Regions from separate parts of the Homo sapiens genome. Here region 1 is linked to region 2. A link is a contact called in ENCODE Hi-C or POLR2A ChIA-PET data. All regions are on one chromosome and are shown on one strand. Each heading gives the region's core, a stretch centred on a gene start or an enhancer-like site at or near the end of the contact. The rest is flanking DNA. Distances are from core to core; before and after follow the strand shown. Region 1 has its middle 18 kb from the start of IL6R. Region 2 has its middle 2.9 kb from the start of MIR190B.

The links. A loop is a pair of places that touch in the nucleus more often than their neighbours do. ChIA-PET counts read pairs that join two places held with the same protein, here RNA polymerase II (POLR2A). Pooled maps may share reads with other maps.
Region 1: POLR2A ChIA-PET joins it to region 2 with 10 read pairs in BJ. The contact joins two enhancer-like sites. A Hi-C loop is called at or near these places in 5 of 50 pooled maps. POLR2A ChIA-PET finds 5 or more read pairs at or near these places in 6 of 52 experiments (BJ, GM12878, SK-N-SH and 3 more).

What each region holds. Positions count from the first base shown.
Region 1 is chr1:154,385,153-154,388,733 of GRCh38, reverse strand. No RefSeq gene overlaps it. Among named protein-coding and RNA genes, the nearest start is that of IL6R, 18 kb to the left of the region's middle. RefSeq lists an enhancer at 1,781-1,990. Within about 2 kb of position 1,978, at least 11 of the 41 ENCODE cell types and tissues checked have a DNase peak (open chromatin) inside an H3K27ac peak, as active enhancers do.
Region 2 is chr1:154,194,918-154,198,411 of GRCh38, reverse strand. No RefSeq gene overlaps it. Among named protein-coding and RNA genes, the nearest start is that of MIR190B, 2.9 kb to the right of the region's middle. RefSeq lists a silencer at 774-1,003. Within about 2 kb of position 1,356, at least 2 of the 41 ENCODE cell types and tissues checked have a DNase peak (open chromatin) inside an H3K27ac peak, as active enhancers do.

The DNA of each region.
Region 1 (3,581 bases), core at 729-3,228, 190 kb before region 2:
AGGCTGGTCTTGAACTCCTGACCTTGTGATCCACCCGCCTCAGCCTCCCAAAGTGCTGGGATTACAGGCATGAGCCACCACACCCGGCCAAAGATATCATTTCTATAAGTAGAGATGGATGGATTGGAGAGGTGAGGGAGAAGATAGAGAAAACTCCAAGCAGAAGCAACAGTATGAGCAAAGACACAGGAAAATTCTGGCTGCATTCAAAAAATAAAGCATTACATTAGTACAGCACTTTATAGTTTACTGTTTCCACACACCCTATTGAGGCATCATATAGGAAGCAATAAAAATTGGGACTCAGACGGGTTTGGCCAAGATTGTGCCACTGCACTCCAGCCTGGGCGACAGAGCGAGGCTCTGTCTCAAAAAAAAAAGAAAAAAGAAAATTGGGACCTAATAGAGAATAAACTTCTCAAAGGACCCATGTACCTAGACCTCAGTTGCTATTTCCCACCCCTAAGCCCATGGTCTCTAGAGTTAAGTACAATCTACTCAGCCAGGTGCGGGGGCTCACGCCTGTAATCCCAGCACTTTGGGAAGCCGAGGCGGGCAGATCACCTGAGGTCTGGAGTTCAAGACCAGCCTGACCAACATGGTGAAACCCCGTCTCTACTAAAAATACAAAATTAGCCCGGCGTGGTGGCACATACCTGTAATCCCAGCTACTCAGGAGGCTGAGGCAGGAGTATCGCTTGAACCTGGGAGGCGGAGGTTACGGTGAGCCAAGATTGCACCATTGCACTCCATCCTGGGCAACAAGAGCAAAACTCCGTCTCAAAAAAAGAAAAAAGTACAATCTACTCAAACACTTACCAGTCTGGCCCCATGATGCCTTTTCTTCCTCTTTCTTCTGAGTCCTCTCTCAAATATACTGTGTTTCAGCCAAAGAAGATTTGAAAATTCCAGATGTACCCCAGGAACCAAAAAACCCTCTGGGTTTAGGTGACAACTGATGTAGCCAACTTGAAATACCCAAATCCTGGCCAGGCACAGTGGCTCACGCCTATAATCCCAGCACTCTAGGAGGCTGAGGCGGTGAATCATTTGAAGTCAGGAGTTCAAGACCAGCCTGGCCAACATGGTGAAACTCCCTCGCTACTAAAAATACAAAAATTAGCTGGGTGGGGTGGTGCATGCCTCTAGCTGCAGCTACTCGGGAGGCTGAGGCAGGAAAATCTCTTGAACCCGGGAGGTGGAGGTTGTAGTGAGCCAAGATCATGCCACTGCACTCCAGCCTGGGCGACAGAGCGAGACTATTGTCTCAAAAAAAACCAAAAAAACAAACAAAAAAAAAAAACAAAAAAGGCCAAATCCTAAATGACCAGCAGAGAAAACTGAGAAGCAACCCATCTATTCATAAAATCCTCAAAACGCTCATGAACTGGCAGCTCCAAGTACCTCTGGAACTGAGTTTGTGTGTCTCTGAGTGTGTGAGTGTGCAAACAAGGAGGACTGGTTGAAAGCTGTTTGAGAAGCACCCTTCATTACTGAGTAACTACCCCTCCCTCCCTCCCACAGAAATCTGCAAGCTTGTTCTCTGTACAGGATAAAACAGAGAGTCTCTGAACTGGGTGATACCAGGCACATTTGACAGCATGGCTATGGCTTGTAAACTCGGGAACTAAGGGACTGCGTATGCCAAATGCCCCAGGCTAAGACCCACAGCCCTCTGCCTCCTTTCGGGGGCCAGAACACTGGCAGGCTGGCCTGTTCCCTCCTAGAAGGAGATTCTTCTCTGGGTAACCTGACTGGCCCCAGACGAAAGACCTAAAGATCCAGACATGTGGGGACTCCCCCAGCAAACAGTCCCGTCCAGATGCCCACCATGTGAGCTTCCAATCAGCGCCTTCGTTCCCATGTCAGAGCTTTCTCTTTGCTACTCCCCACCCACGCTGCCTGGCCCTCTGCACTGGGGGTATTCCAGGAAGAGACCACATGAGCAATACCCCACACCCTCTGACTAGCAGTTGGTCTAGACAACGCAGAACCCGGAAGACCAGAGGGAGGAGGAGCGTGAGATCAAGATATCTGTTCCTCTGGTTCTTCTCTTAGAGGGTTCCTCTCTTAGGCTGCCTGTGTCTCTCAACCAAAGGTTATAGCTCTCCTATACTCTGTCTTTGTAAATGGCCATTTTGTAAAGAAATCCTCCTAAAATAATCCTAACTTGAGTAAACCATATGTTTACTGTAAGGACTTAACTGATATTTGCCTGTCTTATAAATAATCAGTCAAAGATCACCAGACAGCTGAAAAAAACCTCAGACATGGAAGATAAAAACAAATGAGCAAAAAGCAGACTGAAAAGCAATTTGCAGAAATAGTTTCTACACAGGAAGAAGAAAACTTCAAAAGAAAAATATCAAATAATACTTCAGAGAGGCCAGGCACAGTTGCTCACACCTGTAATTCCAGCACTTTGGGAGGCTGAGGTAGGTGGATCACCTAAGGTCAGGAGTTTGAGACCAGCCTGGTCAACATAGTGAAGCCTCGTCTCTACTAAAAATACAAAAATTACCCAGGCATGGTGGCGCGTGCCTGTAATCCCACCTACTCAGGAGGCTGAGGCAGGAGAATCGCTTGAACCTGGGAGGTGGAGTTTGCCGTGAGCCGAGATCGTGCCATTGCACTCTAGCCTGGACAACAAGAGCGAAACTCCGTCTCAAAAAAAAAAAAAAAAACAGGAGAACAGGAGGACACATGAGTTTGGAGCTTCATACAAACGTGTGGTCAATAACAGAACAGGCCTGTATTTACCTGTGTACAAAAACGCCTGTGTGTCTGCAGCTACAGACAACCTACTATGAAACCACTAATCATTTCCTCATTGCTTTCGGATTCAGGCTTCTCCTCCAGACATGCTTAGCTGTGGTTTAGGAGCTGCTACGCTTATGGGGTCTTTCCAGTGTCTTCCTAGCGCCTTCCTTTCCTCTCCCAACCCCTACGCCCTCTGCCCTCAGGGTTCCCAGGTTAAACAATCAAGATACACACTTCCGCCTCTAGGCACCACGCCCCATCCTCTTCCTGGAGCTCCACCCACAACAAGGTACTGAAGAGGAGGAAGTAGAGAGGAAGAACACTAGATTATTGAATAAATAACCTGAGAATTGAATAAATTGGAAGTTAGCCCTATTGTTAATCTTTGAACCATGGGAAATGGTAGCATGGGAAGAATGACCCCTAAAGCCACTGAGTTGGGGTGGGGCTGGCTCTCCTCCACTTAAAACCCCTCAGGGCTCTGGCTTATTCCCAGAATAAGGCTGAAATCCCTTCACCGAGAAAAGGGTTCTCCAGAAGTCACCCTGCTTTTCTCTCCTGCCTCATCTCTTGCCACTTTCTCCTTGTTATCTGGGCTCCAGCCACAATAAACAATGTTCTTGCAGACAAGAGCATTGACTTCATGTGGGCAAGTGTGGCTCTTGTCCCGGGCCTCATGGTTAGAGGGCCCTGAATTATTCACACATGTGCACACACACATTTAACACACACTGCTCCTCTGTCATTAGGGATCGGGTGCTTTTTGCTGACTTAGAGAAACCCCATGCCTGAAACCTACTCATCTGCTCTCAGGAGAGGTA
Region 2 (3,494 bases), core at 107-2,606:
TAATCCCAGCTACTCAGGAGGCTGAGGCAGGAGAATTGCTTGAACCCAGGAGGCGGAGATTGCAGTGAGCTGAGATCATGTCATTGAACTCTAGCCTGGGTGACAGCAAGACTCCGTCTCAAAAATAAAAAGGGTCCACTTTACATGTGAATGACATCCCAAGCCAGAGAGACCCCCATTTCACAGCCAGTGACAGCTGTAGGAATACACCATGAGTCCCTGAATACACTCCCTGAACACACCATCGCTCCCTGATGTAAATGCCATTATACATTACTTTGTCCTGTGCTCTCACCTTGCCGTTGGCATCCTCACTGGTCACTCATCCTGTCCACATGATATTTTCCTGACCTCAACTCTATGTGCCTTTGTCTCCACTGCAAAACTCATACCCTTCCCTCCAACCAAGTCTGTCTCCATCCTTCAGTCTCCTACTGAATCCCCCATTTTTCTTCTAGCTGTCAGAGCTTCTTCCTCTGCCCCTACACATCCCACTGATCAAGAGGCAGTAGAGTATAAAAATAAGAGCACAGGCTTTGAAGTCAGGTGTGGGTTCAAATTCTGGCTTCACCTCTTTAATTCTTGTGTCATCATATGGAAGTAATTTAGCTTAACTGGCCTCAATTTCCTCTTCTAGGCTGGGCGTGGTGGCTCATGCCTATAATCCCAGCACTTTGGGAGGCCGAGGCAGGTGGATCACTTGAGGTCAGGTATTCAAGACCAGCCTGCCCAATGTGGTGAAACGCTGGCTCTACTGAAAATACAAAAATTAGCCAGGTGTGGTGGCAGGCCCCTGTAATCCCAGCTACTTGGGAGGCTGAGGCAGGGGAATTGCTTAAACCCAGAAGGCGGAGGTTGCAGCGAGCCGAGATTGTGCCATTGCGCTCCAGCCTGGGTGGCAGAGCAAGACTCCATCTCAAAAAAAAAAAAAAAAAAAAAAATTTCCTCTTTTGAAAATTAGGACAATACCCATCTCATAGGCTCATTTGAAGAATTAAGTAAGATAATGTATAAGCCCAGTGCTTGGCACACAGTAGGTATCCTCCATGTTCTCCCTCAGGAGATTTCTCTGTGACCCAGGTCCTCCAGAGGTTGCTTGCTGACCTCTAGGCCAGCCCTCTTATCCAATCAAATATCATTCTCCACCCATGCCCATTCCTCTGTCTGTGCTACATATCCGATATTCAACCCCCAACTCCCATCACCTCTGCTTCCCAAACCCTCTTATCTTTAGTCAATAACTACTCATGAGTGCTTACACACCAGATGACGTGGAATTCACAGCCTAGTTGAAGAGGCAGGCACTGAACAAGTAACGACAAGTATGGTGTAAGTTTTATAGGAGACAAAACATGTGACCTGGATCTGACCCAGAAACCTGAGACTGAGTCGCTCATTCCTTCTGTCTGCCTGTGTCCTCCCCGGCCCTCTATTTTCTGAAGCTTCATCTCACCTTCGCTTTTTTTTTTTTTTTTTTTTGAGACGGAGTCTCGCTCTGTCACCCAGGCTGGAGTGCAGTGGTGCAATCTCGGCTCACTGCAACCTCCCCCTCCCGGGTTCAAGCGATTCTCCTGTCTCAGCCTCCTGGGTAGCTAGGACTATAGGTGCCCACCACCACGCTCGGCTAATTTTTGTATTTTTAGTAGAGATGGGGTTTCAGCATATTGGCCTGGCTGGTCTTGAATTTCTGACATTGTGATCCGCTCACCTCAGTCTCCCAGAGTGTTGGGACTACAGGGATGAGCCACCGCACCCAGCCTTTTTTTTTTTTTTTTTGAGACAGTCTCGCTCCATTGCCCAGGCTGGAGTGCACTGGTACAATCATGGCTCACTGCAGCTTCGACCTCCTGGGCTCAAGCAATACCCCCTCCTCAGCCTCCTGAGTAGCTGGGACCACAGGCACATGCCACCATATCTGGCTTTTTTTTTTTTTTTTTTTTTTTTTTTTGTAGAGATGGGGGTCTCACTGTGTTGCTCAGGCTGGTCTCGAACCCTTGGGCTTAAGCAGTCTCTGCCTTGGCCTCCCAAAGTGCTAGGATTATAGGCATGAGCCAAATAGCCAGCTGCTCCTTCACTTTTTTTTTTTTTTTTTTTAGACGGAATCTCTCTTGTCACTCAGGCTGGAGTGCAGTGGCGCGATCTTGACTCACTGCGACCTCTGCCTCCCGGGTTCAAGTGATTCTTCTGCCTCAGCCTCCCAAGTAGCTGGAACTACAGGCACCTGCCACCACACCTGGCTAATTTTTTTGTATTTTTAGTAGAGACAGGGTTTCACTATGTTGGCCAGGCTGGTCTCAAACTCCTGACCACATGATCTGCCTGCCTCGGCCTCCCAAAGTGCTGGGATTACAGGCGTGAGCCACCACACCCGGACTGCACCTTCACTTTTTAAATCTTCCCCCATATTTGTCTCCCAGGCCGCTTATTGCTTCTTTTACACAGGCAGTATATTTTGGCGTTAGGAGAACAGGCTTTAACACTGGACAGATCTGGGTTTCAGTGCTGGCTCTGTCACTGACTGTGTGGCCTTGTGCAAATTATTTTAATTTTCTGGGTTACAGTTCTTTATGCTGTATGTAAAAAGGGAGATAATGCCTAATTCATTGGGTTGCTGTGGGGATTAAATAAAGCACTTAGCAGCAAGTAGCACAAAATGTCCAATAAATGGTAACCCATAATGATGTTTTCTTGCTCCTATGATAGTTTTTTTCCTTCATTCCTTTCCATTACATGGGCTCCCCTTACCTCCAACCAGACTCCCTCACCAACTCCTTCTATTTTGCTATTCTTCTTTCCTCTGTTCATCTGAACCCACAGAATGCCCCATCCCCTCTGCCTTGATCCCTGACCTTGGCCTCTTCCCCCAGGGCTTGTCAGTGCCAGGCTGGCTCCAGTATTGGCAGGTTGGCCCCCTACAGAGCCCATCTCTTCTGATCCTCTCTATCTATTCTGTCTGCTCTCATAACATCACCCCATCATACCCATTCAGCCCCTCTTCCCTCTGTGGCGAATGCTATAACCAGCTCCTCTGGCTCAGAGGGGCTCAGTCCTGTTTGAAATGGCTACATAGTAGATATTTCCAGGAGAGCTAAACGGCTTGTATCAAAGGCCATCTGATGTTTCTGCCTAGGTATGCCATACAAACTCTCCTTCCAAGACAGCTGCTTCTCCCCTGCATCCATATTCCCAGTCTGCCTCTCTGTTCCTCTAGTGCCCCAAACATTAAAGTCCTTTCATTCCTGCTAGTCTCTTTCCCAGCCTCTCTTCCTCCAGCTTCTGATTCTTGAATGTGGGTAAGCTTCTCAGAGAAGGGAACTAGAACTTGAGGGGTTAAGGGTAAGAAGGGAGAGCAAGAAAGTACAAATTACATACACATCCCCTTTAGGAGCCAAAAAGGAACAAAGACATAAGACAACATCACAGATGCCTACCTTGGGGCCTGTATATGCCGATTTGTTAGTCTTCCCCTGAAAGGCAAGAGCCACACAACAGGA